Linked DNA regions of Homo sapiens: region 1 is linked to region 2. The links are chromatin loops, found by intact Hi-C in ENCODE. Cell type or tissue: B cell. All regions are shown on one strand. Links, peaks and the distances in the headings refer to the core of each region. The heading gives the core; the rest is flanking DNA.

Region 1 (8,496 bases), core at 160-8,159, 130 kb before region 2:
AGTTTATAGGCTTTAAAAGGCCATGCTGTAGCAGGCTTTAATCTTTTTAAAGCGTGCTGCGGGATGGGATATTGGCGTTGAGTGGGGTAAGGGTGATTAGGTTTTAATGAGATGGTAAGGGGTACATGATCGGTCGCCAAGGAGGGAGTAGAGGTATCTTATACTTGTGGGTTAAGGTGGGGGGATACAAGAGGAGGACGCAAAGGAGGCTTTGGATTGGAAAGAAGGGCGGCAATGAGATATAGCTGTAGTCCAGGAATAGTCAGGGAAGCAGATAATTTAGTTAAAGTGTCTCAGCCTAATAAGGGAACTGGGCAGGTGGGGATAACTAAAAAGGAGTGCTTAAAAGAGTACTGTCTAAGTTGGCACCAGAGTTGGGGAGTTTTAAGAGGTTTAGAAGCCTGGCCATCAATACCCACAACAGTTATGGAGGCAAGGGAAACAGGCCCTTGAAAAGAAGGTAATGTGGAGTGGGTAGCCTCCGTATTGATTAAGAAGGGGACGGACTTACCTTCCACTGTGAGAGTTACCCAAAGCTCGGTGTCCGTGATGGTCTACGGGGCTTCCGAGGCAATCGGGCAGCATCAGTCTTCAGCCACTAAGCCGAGAAGGAGTCGGTCAGAAAGCCTTGGGCCAGAGTTCCAGGGGCTCTGGGAGTGTCTGCCAGGTGAGTTGAACAGTCCGATTTCCAGTGGGGTCCCGCAAAGATGGGACACGGCTTAGGAGGAATCCTGGGCTGCAGGCATTCCTTGGCCTGGTGGTCAGATAGATTTCTGGCACTTGTAGCAAGCTCCTGGGGGAGGAGGTTCTGGAGGAACGCCTGGCTGCTGCGGTTCAGGCGTTTGGAAGTTCTTGTGTGCTGGAGATGTGGCTGGGGTTTGTCTCACAGTGGAGGCAAGGAATTGCAACTTTTTTCTATTATTGTACACCTTGAAGGCGAGGTTAATTAAATCCTGTTGTGGGGTTTGAGGGCCGGAATTTAATTTTTGGAGTTTTATTTAATGTCGGGAGCAGATTGGGTAATAAAATGTATTTTGAGAATAAGACGGCCTTTTGACCTTTTAGGGTCTAGGGCTGTAAAGAGTCTCAGGGTTGCTGCCAAACGAGCAATGAACTGGGCTGGGTTTTTATATTTGATGAAAAACAGCCTAAACACTATCTCATTTGGGATAAAGAAAAAGGAGCATTAATGTTGACTATACCTTTGGCTCCAGCCACCTTTTTAAGAATAAATTGCTGGGAAGGTGGACTAGGGCTAGTCACAGAACGAAACTGTAAGCCAGACCAGGTGTGAGGAGGGGAAGCGATCAAAAGATTACAGGGTGGAGGAGCGGAGGCTGAGGAAGAATTGGGACCTAGCTTGGGCTGGAGAGGAGGGGAGAGGTCAGATGGGTCTGTAGAAAAGGAAGATTAGAAAGACTCAGCGATGCTTGGGGTTGGGACTGAGGGGACAGGCGGGAGGGAAAGAAGGAAGATTTGGGACGAGTTGCACTGGGCACAGAGACTAGGAAGGGACTGATGTGTAAAAGAATGCCTGGACGTCAGGCACCTCAGACCATTTGCCCATTTTATGACAAGAATTATTTAGATCTTGTAGGATGGAAAAATTGAAAGTGCCGTTTTCCAGCTATTTGGAACTACTGTCGAGTTTGTATTGGGGTCAAGCGGCATTGCAGAAGAAAATAAGGCATTTAGGTTTTAGGTCAGGTGTAAGCTGAAGAGGTTTTAAGTTCTTGAGCACACAGGCTAAGGGAGAAGAAGGAGGAATGGAGGGTGGAAGGTTGCCCATACTGAAGGAAGCAAACCCAGAGAAAAGAGAGCGTAGAGACACGGAGGGAAGGGGTTTGGGGGTTCTTGTCCCCTAGAAAAGCGGGACTTGCTGCTAAGGGTGAAGGAGAAGGGGTTGAGGGGTACTTGCCCCTGCCCCAGGAAAGGCAGAGAAGGGGGTAGAGACAAGGAGAGAAGGGCTTGGGCTACTTACCCTGTCCCCGGAAAAGCAGAGAAGGGGTAGAGACAAGGAGAGAAGGGGTTGGGGTACTTGCCCTGTCCCCGGAAAAGCAGAGAAGGGGTAGAGACAAGCAGAGAAGGGGTAGAGACAAGGAGAGAAGGGGTTGGGGTACTTGCCCTGTCCCCGGAAAAGCAGGGAAGGGGTAGAGACAAGCAGAGAAGGGGTAGAGACAAGGAGAGAAGGGGTTGGGGTACTTGCCCTGTCCCCGGAAAAGCAGAGAAGGGGTAGAGATGAGGAGAGAAGGGGTTGGGGTACTTACCCTGTCCCCGGAAAAGCAGGGAAGGGGTAGAGACAAGGAGAGAAGGGGTTGGGGTACTTGCCCCTTCCCCAGAAAAGCGGGACTTGCCGCTAAGGGTGAAGGACTGAGGCAGGCGTCCCTGCGTGGTCTGACACCCTTGAAACGTGGGTGTATAATCAGAGAGGTGTCCCTGCAATGATTAAACACCAAGAGAAGGCTGCCTTCCCAGTCCGTGACCGGTGCCGGAGTTTTGGGTCCACAGATAAAACGTGTCTCTTTTGTCTCTACCAGAAAATGGAAGGAATTGAAATTAAGAGAAGGGAGAGATTGAAGTGTAGCGCCAAGATTGAAAGGAGAAAGAGGTTGAGGGATAGTGAGGGAAGTTGGAGAAGAGAGTAAAAAGAGGCCACTTACCGGATTTGAAATTGGTGAGATGTTTCTTGGGCTGGTCGGTCTGAGGACCTGAGGTCATAGGTGGATCTTTCTCACGGAGCAAAGAGCAGAAGGACGGGGGATTGATCTCCCAAGGGAGGTCCCCCAATCCGAGTCACGGCACCAAATTTCATGCGCGTCCATGTGAAGAGACCACCAAACAGCCTTTGTGTGAGCAATATGGCTGTTTATTTCACCTGGGTGCAGGCGGGCTGAGTCCGAAAAGAGAGTCAGGAAGGGAGATAGGGGTGGGGCCCTTTTATAGGATTTGGGAAGGTAATGGAAAATTACAGTCAAAGGGGGTTGTTCTCTGGTGGGCAGGGGTGGATCTCACAAAGTACATTCTCAAGGGTGGGGAGAATTACAAAGAACCTTCTTAAGGGTGGGGGAGATTACAAAGTACATTGATCAGTTAGGGTGGGGCAGGAACAAATCACAATGGCGGAATGTCATCAGTTAAGGCTGTTTTTACTTCTTTTGTGGATCTTCAGTTACTTTAGGCCATCTGGATGTATACATGCAAGTCACAGGGGATGCGATGGCCTGGCCTGGGCTCAGAGGCCTGACAGTATCTCATTGTGGTTTTAATTTGCATTTCTCTAGTGACCAGTGATGATGAGCTTTTTTTCATATGTTTGTTGGCTACATAACTGTCTTCTTCTGAAAAGTGTCTGTTCTTATCCGTTGCTGACTTTTTGATGGGATTGGTTGTTTTTTTCTTGTAAATTTGTTTAAGTTCTTTGTAGATTCTGAATATTAGCCCTTTGTCAGATGGATAGATTGCAAAAATTTACTCCCATTCTGTAGGTTGCCTGTTCACTCTGATGGTAGTTTCTTTGGCTGTGCAGAAGCTCGTTAGTTTAGTTAGATCCCATTTGTCTATTTTGGCTTTTGGTGTTTTATTCATGAAGTCTTTGCCCATGTCTATGTCCTGAATGGTATTGCCTAGGTTTTCTTCTAGGGTTTTTATGGTTTTAGGTCTTTCATTTAAGTCTTTAATCCATCTTGAGTTAGTTTTTGTATAAGGTGTAAGGAAGGAGTGCAGTTTCAGTTTTCTGCATATGGCTAGCCAGTTTTCCCAGCACCATTTACGCAATAGGGAATCCTTTCCCCATGGCTTGTTTTTGTCAGGTTTGTCAAAGATCAGATGGTTGTAGTTGTGTGGTGTTATTTCTGAGGTCTCTGTTCTGTTGCATTGGTCTATATTACTGATAAAACGTCTTGAAATCAAGGAGTATGAATAATTCTTTTGCAACTCCTATTGCCTACCACAGGGCTGAATGCATAGTAGGCATTCAATAATGGTTAAGTGGTGGTTGTTTTAACAGACAAGGAATCTCTTACAAGAATAGTGGAATCAATGAAGCATTAAGTTGAGAGCTGTCAGCATTGACATAATCTACTAATTTACCACTTCTCAACTGGCAATTTGTCATGACCTCTACCTACTACGTTACATTAGTATGTGACATGTGATTTACACAAGTTCCAAGGGGACCACCAGATGGCTATGTCGAGAGTATTCACAGTTTCGGTTTCTGCTAGTGTTAAAATCAGTAAATAAACTGAGACTCTTAAATCTTTCTGACTAACCTGTAGCCATGCCATGTGCTTCTTCCAGGTAAGTTTGTTGAGCTAGTCTAATAACTCAAACTCTTACTGGAGTTTTCCCCAGAGAATGCTTTTTATTTGAGTAGGCAAGTGCTCAGAGCCTGGGAGATTTACGAGGATTCAGAGACATAAACACAAACTGCATAATAGGTGTGAGGTGTGTTCCAACTGCAGCCCTCTCACCTTCTGTTAATGATTATGGGAAGGGAGGCATCAATACAAAAACAGCCGACTTGAGGGCTCTCAAGTTTGCAATCTGATGAATCTTTTGGTGCCAGACCAACTTTTGGGGTTGTCACATGGCTTAGTGAAGCAGCTTCCAAAATGGACTGAAAACCACAATTTTGATATACTGGGCTAGATGCCAGAACGGAGTCGGAGTCTAGCCGGCTGGGTAAAGGATTCCAGTTGCTACTTTAGCACCAGTCTATTGTCTGAAATCCCCAGGGCACACTTGTGAAACCAGCACCAGACAAACACAGTGGAGCCACTTTTTAATGCTGTTTTGGGGAGAGAACTAATATTTGCCTTATAGGTTAACGGAGTTATGGCAGGCTTTGGCTGAAAGGAGTTTTCCTTCAGGAACTGATTTGGCCCTCAGCATATCTTAATCTTATGGTAATTGTTGGCAGTCCGGGGTGGGGTTCAGTGCTGGAATCTTACCCTTCATTTTCCACTCCCCTCCTTGCCCCAGGGGTTCTGATGACTAACGCATGTACAGAGAGAACTGAACCAGTTGGGACAAAGTATCAGGTTTATTAAGTATAAAGCTTCCTAGTATTGTTTTACTATGCAAAGTGAAATTTCCTATTTCTTCCCCTTGAAATGAAGACTGCAGGCTGACAAAGCAAGGTTGATCTGATATATCTACCCAGTATTAGGCTCAAAAGCTGGGCCAGAGAGAAGAAACTAGGAAGAGGCAACAGGCAGTGGAGAGGAGAGCTCACTATAATTGAGGATACTGAGATCTATGAAGAGGAAAAGTGGAACCATCTTTTGAGTCACCCACTCGTGATGAGGACCAACTGACTGGCCACTCTTTTTCCACAGGGAAGGAGCAACCAGTGAGGTGGGAAATAGAGGAGCATATTCTTCACCATAGAAGGAAGAAATGAGAGTACAGAAATGTCACAGGAAATCTTCACTTTCTTGGGCAGAGGGCAAGTTACTCAGTTCTGCTACCTACTATAAAATGTAGTATTGCAAGCCCTCAAAATAGACAGGCAGATTAAGAACCATCACAGAAGCTGTAGGCAAGATAACTATATTGCAAATCCTCTGGATTGTATTCTGAGAAAAGACAAGCTATGCAGTGATAATTAGCGGCAGTGTAAGAGGAGTGGTTAGCATAGGACTTATTAATGCCCATGGAAGCCCTATCCGTGTCTGTACTTAGAAGCCATATTGAGACAGAGCAGGATTCTTATTGTCATTCACCCTCAGCTGTATGGGTTAACCCAATGGATCAGAGAGGATGATTTCACCAAAAATTATAGTGTTTCTAAATAATGTCCGCCTCTACCTTTTTAACCTTAGAACACATTATTTGGGTTGTTTTTCTGTTTGTGGTTTCCTTTGGCAACACTAAAATTAATTCATGATTCCTCACACATTGTCATCTCAGGCAAGTGGCCCAGAAGCATATCAGGTGGCCTAATCAACATGAGGTTGGAAAATTGGATGGGATTTAAATCACAAAATAGATAAACAGCAGGTGGCCTAAAATCAATAGGTTGTATTTGAGAACTATAATACTGCTGTATGTAGATGCTCATAAAAATACTGAAGAAATATTTTGATTCATATAAGATTCACAATTATTTGTGGATAGATTTGCATAGATTTTCACGCTTGACAAAACAGGTTATGACTGCTTGTGATGGCGTAGAGGAAATATGCTACATTTTTTTCAAAATAATTTAAGTGATTTGATAACATTTACCATGGAGGGTTATTTTTGGTAATTGCTTGCTGTAAGGTGTGTCTTGCTTGGAATTCAAAAATGAACAAAAGAAAGGAGTCGAAAGTCATAAATATGTTTAACAGCTGGAGAAAACAGAAGAACCACCTAGAAAGATTAAGCTCAACCAGGATTATTTCCCTTAGTTTTATGCAGTATCCTGCAGTGAATCTTGAAATTTTTTTGAGGCTCCTTTCCTTATATTAATATTTAAACTGTACTATTCAGTAGGCTAATCAAACTTTGCAAAACAGCTTAAATAAAATATCCTCTCACTACATTCGTAACAGTACCATAGATTTTTAAAAATCACATTCATGAAATAAACAATTCTGTAGGTCTTGCAAAGAAAAACAAGTTTCTTACTTCCCTACCATTTTCCCCTCCCCAGGAATAACAACTTGCAGCTCTTTGACCTGATTCTTTTGATATTTTTCTTCAATTTGTTAAATATTAATACTGAAGCAATTGCTTCTTAATTTTTTAAATTTTAGGCATTATCTGTGATCTTCACCCCCATCCCTGCACATGTGTACTTTCTTATCCTTTCCATTTTGAATATAGATATCTTGAAATTGTGGTTAGATCACTAGTGAGCTTTTATATTATCACGACATGTAATGTTATTTTTGCTAAGCTATATGGTAAACAGTGATTATTTCCCTTTTCCTCACTTGCCTTTTTCCCCCACTTAGTTTTCTTTTCTTAAATTTTATTATAAATTGACAAATTATAATTATATAAATTTGGGGTACAAAGCAATGTGATGTATACAATATGGAATGATTAAATCAAGCTAATTAACATTCCATCACATCAAATATTTACCTTTTTGTGGTAAGAACATTTAAAATTTACTCTCTTAGCAATTTTGAAAAATGTATTATTATTAACTATAGTCACCATAATGTGCAATTTAAAAAATTATTCTTCCTGTCAAACTAAAACTTTCTACTCTTTGATCAACATCTTCCTGTTCCTCCTCCATCCTCAGCCTCTGGTAACTCACCACTCTGTGAGTTCCCATTTGCTTAGCTTTCTGTATGCTTGTCATGAATCAAGCTCCGAACCTCACCAGTTTTCTAAATCTCCTCTGATGAATGAGAAGTGCTATCAATTCCATGTTTTTGGCACAGTGTCTTGAAACATCCCCTGACCTGTTCCAATCTGGAATGGTTGCTTTTATACCTGGTGCCCCACTGTCCAGGGATCCTCTTCTCCTTCATCCTGGGGATTATATTTTCCTTGTTTCTAAATAGAGACCTCATTTTTCTGAATCTTGTGTAGTTCTCATTTCTGGTTTACTGTCCTGTTCCAGTGGAGCACATACTACTGTAGCTTCTTGATAAAAAGCATATGTACAGTAAATTTTTATTAGAATTTACCTGTTTTACAATAGCGTAATCCTACCCTGATAGTTTGGTTAGGTATCAAATTGTAGGTTAGAAATAATTTTCATTCAGACAGTTAAAGACATTTCCCCATTGTTTCCTAACTTCCATGGTTACTACTGAAACATTCCAGACCCTTTTTTCCTCTGGTTATCTTTTAGGATCTTTTCTTTCTCTGTAATGTTTGGAAACTTCATGGTAATGTGACTACATGTGGGTATATTTTCATCAATTGGTCTAGACACTCAGTAGCCTATCTCAATATAGGAACCTATGTTTTTGCTTGTAGAAAAACATTTTCAAATTATTTTTATTGATTTCCCTTCTCCCACTTTTTTCTCCTGAATTTTCTATTTTATGAACATTGGATCAACTTTCTGATTCTTTAAGTTTTGTAACTGTTCTGTTGTATTTTCTTTTGTATGTTTTTCTCTCATTTATATGTGATTTTCTCAATTACATCTTTATAGATTTCTATTTTTTCATTTTGCTAGTATACATGTGTATGTGTGGACCTGTATATATGTGTGCAGGTGCTTATGTATGTGTATGACTTCTAAGAGCTCTTTGTATGTTTCTTTGCATGCTTTTAAAAATGACATAACTTGTTTTAATTTTGAGTGTGCTATGTTATCTTATCATTTTATATTATGTATTGGTTTCCTATTGCTCCTTTAAAAAATTCTCACATTTTGAGTGGTTTAAACAGCACACATGTACCATCTTACAGTTTGGGAGATCAGAAATCTACAACAGATCAGCAATGCTGGGTCCCTTCTAGAGACTCTAGAGGAGAATTGGTTTCCCTGCCTTTTCTAGCTTCTAGAGGCTACCTCTTTTCCCTGGCTTGTGGTTC
Region 2 (8,496 bases), core at 222-8,221:
CAAATTTACCTTGTTAAAGACACTCAATTGTTTTAAAGAGCAAAAGTAACCTATTTATTCTACTATTTTCTCATTAATTTTCCATCAGTGAGAACTAAGCACACTTCTGCATCTATTTTACAATGATTTTTTTTGTTCACTCACCTCCAGTTCTTACTCTATTTTTATTGCCAGAATTTGATTAAGGCAATTGTTAAGTGTACACAGAGTATAACTCAGAAAATAGTCAGAATTATCTTTAATATTGTTAAAGTTGGAAGAAATAGAAAACTCACTCACTAGTTTTCTGTAGGAAATAAAATGCAAAATTTCTTAAGAGGAAAAATGGGTTCCTTCTAAAGTTTAGCAAGAAAGATTAAACACTACATGGCTTTTGATAGGTGTGGTGAAACTCAGAAATAATTAAAAGCAGCTTTAGGGTTAAATTAAAGTAGCAATATGTTTTATTTCTCATTTATCTGAAATGAAACAAAAATCTCAACTACATTACTCTTGTAACTGTTCACAAAAACTGTTGGTTTGCCCTCAGATTTTTCAGCAACTTAAGACACTCTTTTCCCCTTTTTATTAGAGGAATCACTTAAATAGTAGAAAAAAATGGCTAAATCAAAACTCCCACATCCACTTAAAAAATACAACTGTGGTTCTTCTTCCTTCCTTTTGAAAGAAAAGAATCACACAAAATACATTTTTTTTTTTTTGAGACAGAGTCTCGCTCTGTCACCCAGGCTGCAGTGCAGTGGCGCGAATATTGGCTCACTGCAACCTCCGTCCCCTGGGTTCAAGCAATTCTCCTGCCTCAGCCTCCTGAGTAGCTGGGATTACAGGCATGTGCCACCATGACTGGCTAATTTTTGTATTTTCAGTAGAAACAGGGTTTCACTATGTTGGCCAGGCTGGTCTTGAATTCCTGGCCTGAAGTAATCTGCCCACCTCAGCCTTGCAAAGTGAAGAAATAATTTTTAAAGAAGTATGGAAAACAGTCGTTCTCTACCCCCAAGTGAATTGTATGAATCTTTAATCATCAACAGTCTAATACTTTTCCAGTTACCAGAACTTAAACTAATTCTGTGCTTTATTCTCAGTTTATATTATAAACCAGCATTGAAAGCAAAATTGAAATCCTGAAAATTAAAATACATAGAAAACTAATATCATTATGTTCTTCTATTCATATCCAGTCCCCACTAACATCTGAGGTATTTCACATAATCTAAACATTTATTTGAACAGTTTGCTATAGCTATTCATCCACTTACCCACTGCTTATTACCTGGTCTATTAGATCTGTGAGAGAACATGGAAACAAAATCTGTACCTTAAGGAATTTACAGAAGACTGTCAGTCATCTAAAATACTCTGTGGACATCTGGAATTTCTGAGAGCATATACTGTCCTCCTCTCTTTCTTTGGGATACCCTTGAGGTCAAGGGTCCTTTATATTCTCAAACCTATGTTCAAGTTAATATTAAACAAATATCTCTTGGCTGACAACTGTCACCAACTCTAGATTTCAAATGTTTTGAAAACTTTGAAGCAAATATTACTTAAAATTTGAATTTTTATTGCCATATGTCATTTTATTTCCTGGTGACAGTTGTGAAAAAGGATTTCTAAACTGAGTGGAAGCTTTACATCTTCAGGGATAAAGCCCATTGGGTTGTCATAAGCCCAATGATTTCTAGGCTCAAAGAGTTTAGATAAGCACTCAGCACTTGGGGAAAGCTTGTAGGTTCTACAGCACATAATTACTATGAATTATCTAACTATTAATAACTGCAGTTTCTTGGATGATTCATACATTTTTGCAAGGCTTTGTAAACAAAACTGAGTTTTTTTTTTCTTTGAAAAGACAAAGATAGGAACTCAGGATAATAAATAGGAATAAGTTTTTGAAGAAAAAAATGCTAGCATAAAGGGGAGTGAGGAAAAAAAGGAGGAAACTAATATTTCAGACACCTTCCATGTACCAGGCACAGTGGTCCTCAAGCTACATAGAAGCTTGTCTTATCTAATTAATGTTCGCAATGACACAGTGAAGTAGGCAGTATGATCTCCATCACAGAGACAAGGTAAGCAACTTGCCCAAAGTAATCCCAATAGCAAGCGGAGGACTAGAATCTAAACCCAGACTGGGTAGCTGACTATAGAACTTACAATCTGACCAGCATTATTCCTCTGTGGCATGTCATTTCAAGCTACACTGAACATCAGTTAAAATAGAAGTCTCAGCCTTAGAAACATAATGACATTCAATAACTACAGAACAAATAATAACAAGGAGAAATGAAAAGGGGATAGGAGGGAGAGAAAAAGGGAGGGAGGAAGAGAGGGAGGCAAAGAAGGAGGAAAGAAAGGAAGAAATAAAGAAAGAAAGGGAAGAAAAGAAGGAAGGAAGGGAAGGAATGAAAGGAAGGAAGGCAGGCAGGCAGGTTGCTGAAATGCCACATCACTCCTACTATTACCAGTTACTGTCTCTATTAAGTGAACTTCTTTAATTTTGCTAAGAGCTAGTCTGTTTTTAATGCAGTAAAAAATACCTTAACATGGTCTACTAACTCTTCTGGCACAATTTCTATGAATTTTATATGTATTTTTTTCTGGAAATGTAACATCATTAAAACTAAAAAAAAAAAAAAAAGCTCTCATCGAATTGAAGTATTTAGCACGGGCTGACATATTCTAATGTTACCATAGCTTTTATAGTGGTTTTTATTGATTCTTATTGTCTAAAATAACAGAAATATGCAACATGTTAGAAGGGTTTGGGGCACAAAAAGTTTTATGAGGGAAGTAAGCTTGTGTGACAGCTGATATAGACACAAATGTCCCCCTAGTTTCCCAGGTTCATTTTGGAATAAACGTGACTTTTAAATTTCCAGGTACTAGTTTCCTCTAAGAATATCTAACTCAGAACCATATTAAAAGTTGTAAGACTACAATATGCCCAATTAATATGCATCTAATATTCCTTGATTTAGAGTTATCTGACAATAATATGCCAGCCTTGCCAGGAACTAGGTGTGTGACCTGTGGAAAGTCACTCAACCACTCTGTGTTGTTTTATTTTTCTTATTTGTAAAAGGAACTTAATAATTGAACCTTTCTCATACTTATGGATGATATAGGTTTTAACAATTTTACTAAAGGTTGACTAAAATGTTAGAAATCTATTCATGCAAACAACAATATTTGCAAACTTTTAATATTAGTCAAGGTGATATTTTGGTTAAGAAATGATGACCATCTCTTAGAAAATTAAAGAGGAATTTTTATGGTATCTTGCTGACATATAAATTTTTTAAACATCTTTAAAAATCAATAACGTATTTATGTACAGATCACAGCAATATTTTTTGAGAAATGTATTTCAAACAAATATCTTTAATTCCATCCAAAAAACAATTGAGATTCTAATATGATTTAATTTTCCTGGGGACAGTCATTCTTTACCAACTGATAAGTAAATATTTCAAAATTTTAGCTACTGGAAACTTCAAGTTACAGGGTATTTTTTGTATTGTTCCCTCTGCGTGGAATATTCTTTATTCTTAGATGGTGAGTGAAATGCTTGTAAACCTTACAGACTGTCTGAAGAATATACTTGCATGTCAAGCAAACTGGGGAAACCATTCACCTTTTACAAATATATAAAACAAGCTCAGCTGAACACCATTGTTTCTCCTGCAGTATGATCATCTCTCACACAAAAACACAATAAATCCATTTAAGAATCATCACACTTCATCTCATACAGTTTCCTTGAGTACAGTAGAACCCTTACTGTTGACTATTTCTTGAACATGATGGAAAAATTATAGTTTAAAATATTATTTTGTGAAAAAGCCTCAAGTCCATTTAGAGATGAAATGAAGCCCAAATCAAATGTCATACAGTCACAGTTTCAACCCTGGCTGACCACCCTGATCCGATCCTGTCAGAGAATGCTAAGACATGTCCCAGCTAATCATCACATTAGTCCTAAAAGTAACTAAGAACATTACTTTTAGTTTTAAAAGTAACCACCTTCCATGTCTCAGGCTACGCTGGAAGTATTGGAGGTGAGGTATTAATTTTAAAGCCTATAGGTAGATCATCTAAAAATCATGTTCTGTTCCTGTCATAAAGGGTGCATTTAAGTCTCTTCCTGTTCTCTCTTCTCTTCTCCATTGTGTAGCAAAGAAAAATTGATGGAGCATGAAAATCTCGGGCTAATAATAGTATATGAAAGAAGAACAGAAAGTGTGTGCCAAGGTGTGACCCACTGAGAGAACCCTGGAGACAAGAGTGTACAGATAATGTATCACGTAATTCTAGATTTTGTCATGAATTCCATGATGTATTAAAATAATTATTTCAGGATATTATTGTCCCATTGGCTTCAAAGGATAATGCAGAAAAACTAAGAGCCTCAGAATTTTTTTAAAGAAAATCAAATTAGCTACCACATTAAAAGTCTATTTTTATTTCATTGTTGATATTTTCCAAGAAAAAATATATTTCTAAAATCTTCGGAATCCATTTGTGTGTTACCTTTTAAAACATAGGAAAAAGGTAAAATAGGCCATCAGCTGAAAACACTTGTCTCTCCTGCAGTGCGATAATCTACTCACATGAAAATATAATGAGTCACTTTAAGAATCATCACACACATCTCTTGCAGTTTGCCCAAGTGTTGGGAATTTGTCAGGAAGAAAGCTACCTATCATCTGGTCTTTGGGACCACCATGTGATACTATTCCAAGATTCTGAAAATCCAAGCAATCTCATTCACTGAGAGAATAGTCAAATGATGTGTACTTTGTGAAAGTCATACAATAAAAAGAAAAACATAACAGTAAATCAGTTTTATACTTTAAATGTGAAATTTTAGATCCCAGTGTGTATCACAGAACACAGTGCAATCATTGTTAGTTTCATTTTTTTCCCTTAAAAAACTGCAAGGTATTATAAATTGTGAATAATTTAAAACATTAAATGGTTACTAACAAAACTTCAGACTATCAAAGCAATATAATTTATTTGTCTTTGTCTTATACTAATTAAAATGTACTACTTCCCTTACTACTTTGGGGCAAGGCTAAGGAACAATGACCTTTAATACATGTTGACTAAGAAGCTAACTATAAACTGTTATGTTGGGTTTATAAGTCATTACCATTGAGCTGTTATTCATCCTAAATCTTAAACATTTGAACACATTTCAATTCATGTAAACAATAGAAAATCAAATGAGAATATGAACAAAATAAAGTGATTTTCATAATTAAAGGCTTAAAGGTATAGACACATGAAAAAAACTTCTGTTTCTGCTTAGAAGAATATGCCAGAAACGTTCCATTCTGCACACTATTGTGATAGTACTTCAGCAAGGTCTGGGGAATAAATTTATCTTCAGAATAATCCTCCCTACCCTTTAAATTTATTACATGTATACACTAGGATATAAAGGTCTATGTTAAGTTGGATACTTCCTGACATGCTTTGCTTGACTTACTCCAACCATCACTCTGTATTTCATTCAGTGCCAAACTTCTTACAGAGTATATCTATATCCACAGCTACTAATTCCACAGCTATTAATTTCTTAGGCTTGCAGCCTAGCGTCTGCCCTCACCATTCTAGGGGAACAGTTCATCTTAAGGTCTCTAACCTTCTAAATGACTAGGCCAACAGGTTGGCTCATAGTCCTAACACCCATACCCCATCATTTTCCTTCAGGGCCTGACTTCACTGATCACTCCATTTTGAAACATCTTTCACTTTTGGTTTCCAAAACACGGTACAGCTTTGTTCTCCTCCCATATCTCTGACCTTGTTTTTCTGCTGTATGTGCTGGCTCCAAACTTTCTCCTACCTTCTAAATATAGATTGTCTCCTTGGACCTCTTTGCTGCATCCTGTTCTTTAGGTAGTCTCACCTGGCTTCACAAAGTTATCACATTTATACCATTGACACCTGCATCTCCAATCCCGGTCTCAACATTCCCCTTCAGGTTTCAATTTAGTTGCCTGACAACCCTGCTACATGACCTACCTGTACCTTAAAAATTCAACTTGTCCTGCGAACATTAGCATATTCTCTACAAGGTCAGCTCTTCTTGCTTTCCCTGTGTATTTTTGGAGGCACCATTCACCCTCAGTCATCTAAGTTCAAATGCTTCCATCATGATTGACTGCTTTGGTTCTGTCACTCCTGGCATTCCATTCCTCCAATTTTAATTTGGGACACATGTACTTTGCCATTGTAGTGTAGGCTGTCACATCTTGCACAGTCCTTACCACCTGTCTGCACAACTTTTTTGTCCACGTTTAAGATTCATATGATTCATCGTCAATTGTACTTGAAGTGGATCTTTCTCATCAAGCTGTCCCCCATTCCCTGTTTACCTCTACATTACAGCACAGAGTTAATGCCCTTCACCATAACAACAACAAGAACAACAACAAAAATACGCATGTGTATAATAGGTGCAAGTTTCAAAGACCACAAACTTGGTGTGTAAAATGTAACTTTCTTTCTCTGAAAAGAAATTTAATTTCTAGTTAAATACCCATTCCTCAAGGAAGTCAGGATGGGCAACTTTTAGATGCTTTTTCATTCAGTGGTGTTGTCTCTGATGCTGTTTTCCCAATATTCCTTACTGTCATTTCTCCTCTTTTCACCAGTTGGTGGTTCATTGCCCCCTCCTCAGAGGCTGCATGCCAAAAAGTGAGGGTGAGGTCCTCTCTGCTACTAGGTCCTCAATCTCTTTGTGGTTCTTCTGACAAAAAGATCTGGATTCAAGAGCCCCTCCTCGTGAATACTTCCTAGCACCTACCTCCTTTACTTCCCCATTGCTTTTTCTTTCTGTTCTCCAATTCAGAGAACTGTAATATCTTGGGGATGACAATAAGGGATTAAATCCTAGAATCCTTTCCTGTAGGGAAGAATCCAGATTATCTAATGGACTTTATTTTCTTACTTGCATTCATGCTATAACAACTTTACCCCCTGGTCATAAGAATAGAACACAGCAGATGCTTCCTGCATGGAAGGAAGGTAGGGGCAGAAGGAAAAAGGGGGAAAGAAGCATAGCTTATTACAAAATGTCATGTCATGACATTATAGTAGCAGAACTTAAAGACCACTTCAGAAAGGATTATTGCCAAGCTGCAGTACAGCACTTTCTCCTCACTGCTCTTTGGAAGGAACTAGCCGTTGCACTGTTATATGTGTGTAACTCTTTATGGAAAGAATTATTTTAGGTAAATATATGGGCAATATATGCATTTTGTTTGGCTTGTACACAATATATGCATTTCTTTGGCTTGGCTTAAACCTTTTTAAAAAGTGTTTTTTAATTGAGAATTTTCACATAAAATCCACATTTTCTGCTTTTTTAGAAAAATATAAAAAATTGGCAACATCAGGAACTTGTACAAAATTGACTTAAATACAGCTTGTAAAGTCGGATAGAGAAACATGGTGAGTAGGCAAGGAGACAGAACTAATATCAACTAAGCACTTTCTATGAGCTCGACAACTGCACACACGAACACACACACATATCATTGAATCCTTGAAGTTAGGGAGGTAAGATGTTATTATTCTCATGTCAAAAAGCTAGCAAGTGACAGAGACAGGAAAGGAACCTGCATCTCTCTCACAAGGAAAGCACACTACTAGACAAGAAATGGCGAGAAAAGAATGTAGTCTCAATGCATCTAAATCTCAGTGGTACCTTCTGGGAATGAGAATGCATAGAAACCAACAGACCAAACAAAATACCAAAATCTACGCTACTGCCATTCTTTGCTGCTTTGAAGCAAGTCTCTTTTTGCCAGAGTTCTCTTACTTCCTAGGCAGTCAAATTAAGTAGCTACAAGTCAGAACATGACAGATTTACTTTAAAGCTATCAACAATTCTATACTTTGGAGTACTTCTAGTCACTATTATCACAGATGCTTCCTTTCCAAGGATGGCAGAAATCTCTGTGATAGAAAGAATATAAATAACCTGTATTTTACTTCAGATTGCCTTGGTCCTTTTCAAAATAGGAGAAGGCATACAACAAGTTATATTAGCGCAGCTCTTTCCACTGCCTCTATAAATGCATAAAGTAGCAATTTTCTTTCTAAACCAAATCTGTTTGGCAAGATATAATTGCTGTTATAAAAATTTAAAAATGGTCCTCTTCAGGGGAGTTTACACCTTTCAGATATTTTTGAGCTATTGTCATGACGTTCACCTTTCCCTGTGGACATATTTGACTCCTTTAATCATGGCTAATAAATCAATCCTTTCATCCTCTTAATTTTTCTTGTTATTCTCTGAACTCCATCCAGTTGGCTTATATGTATTTAGTAATGTGCAAACCAAAACTAAATGTAATATTCCAACTGTGTTTTTTTTCAGTATTACAAAGGTGATATTTTAAAAGCTATTGATTCCCTGTAAAACATGTTTAAAAAAAAAAGAAATCAGAGAAAATGAAAGGAAATAGTGAGAAAGAA

Evidence for each region. A loop is a pair of places that touch in the nucleus more often than their neighbours do. Peaks named below come from ENCODE experiments on the same cell type or tissue, not always from the same donor. Only the 100,000 strongest peaks of a DNase experiment are listed, where the experiment ranks them.
Region 1: it touches region 2 in a loop (2.4-fold over the local background); 2 of 110 quality-filtered maps call a loop at or near these places.

What each region holds. Positions count from the first base shown.
Region 1 is chr7:121,310,130-121,318,625 of GRCh38, reverse strand. No RefSeq gene overlaps it. Among named protein-coding and RNA genes, the nearest start is that of WNT16, 15 kb to the left of the region's middle. In B cell, for the core only: no CTCF peak of the experiment used is centred there; a DNase peak (open chromatin) is centred at 4,165; H3K4me3 peaks cover 1,507 bases; H3K27ac peaks cover 3,337 bases.
Region 2 is chr7:121,176,346-121,184,841 of GRCh38, reverse strand. All of the region lies in intron 16 of CPED1 (cadherin like and PC-esterase domain containing 1), which reads right to left. It overlaps LOC124901735 (a long non-coding RNA gene), which reads left to right. Exons shown (of 3, transcript XR_007060494.1): 3 at 4,178-8,496. Among named protein-coding and RNA genes, the nearest start is that of WNT16, 150 kb to the left of the region's middle. RefSeq lists enhancers at 4,093-4,322, 5,692-5,851. In B cell, for the core only: no CTCF peak of the experiment used is centred there; DNase peaks (open chromatin) are centred at 4,191 and 5,681; H3K4me3 peaks cover 6,374 bases; H3K27ac peaks cover 6,644 bases.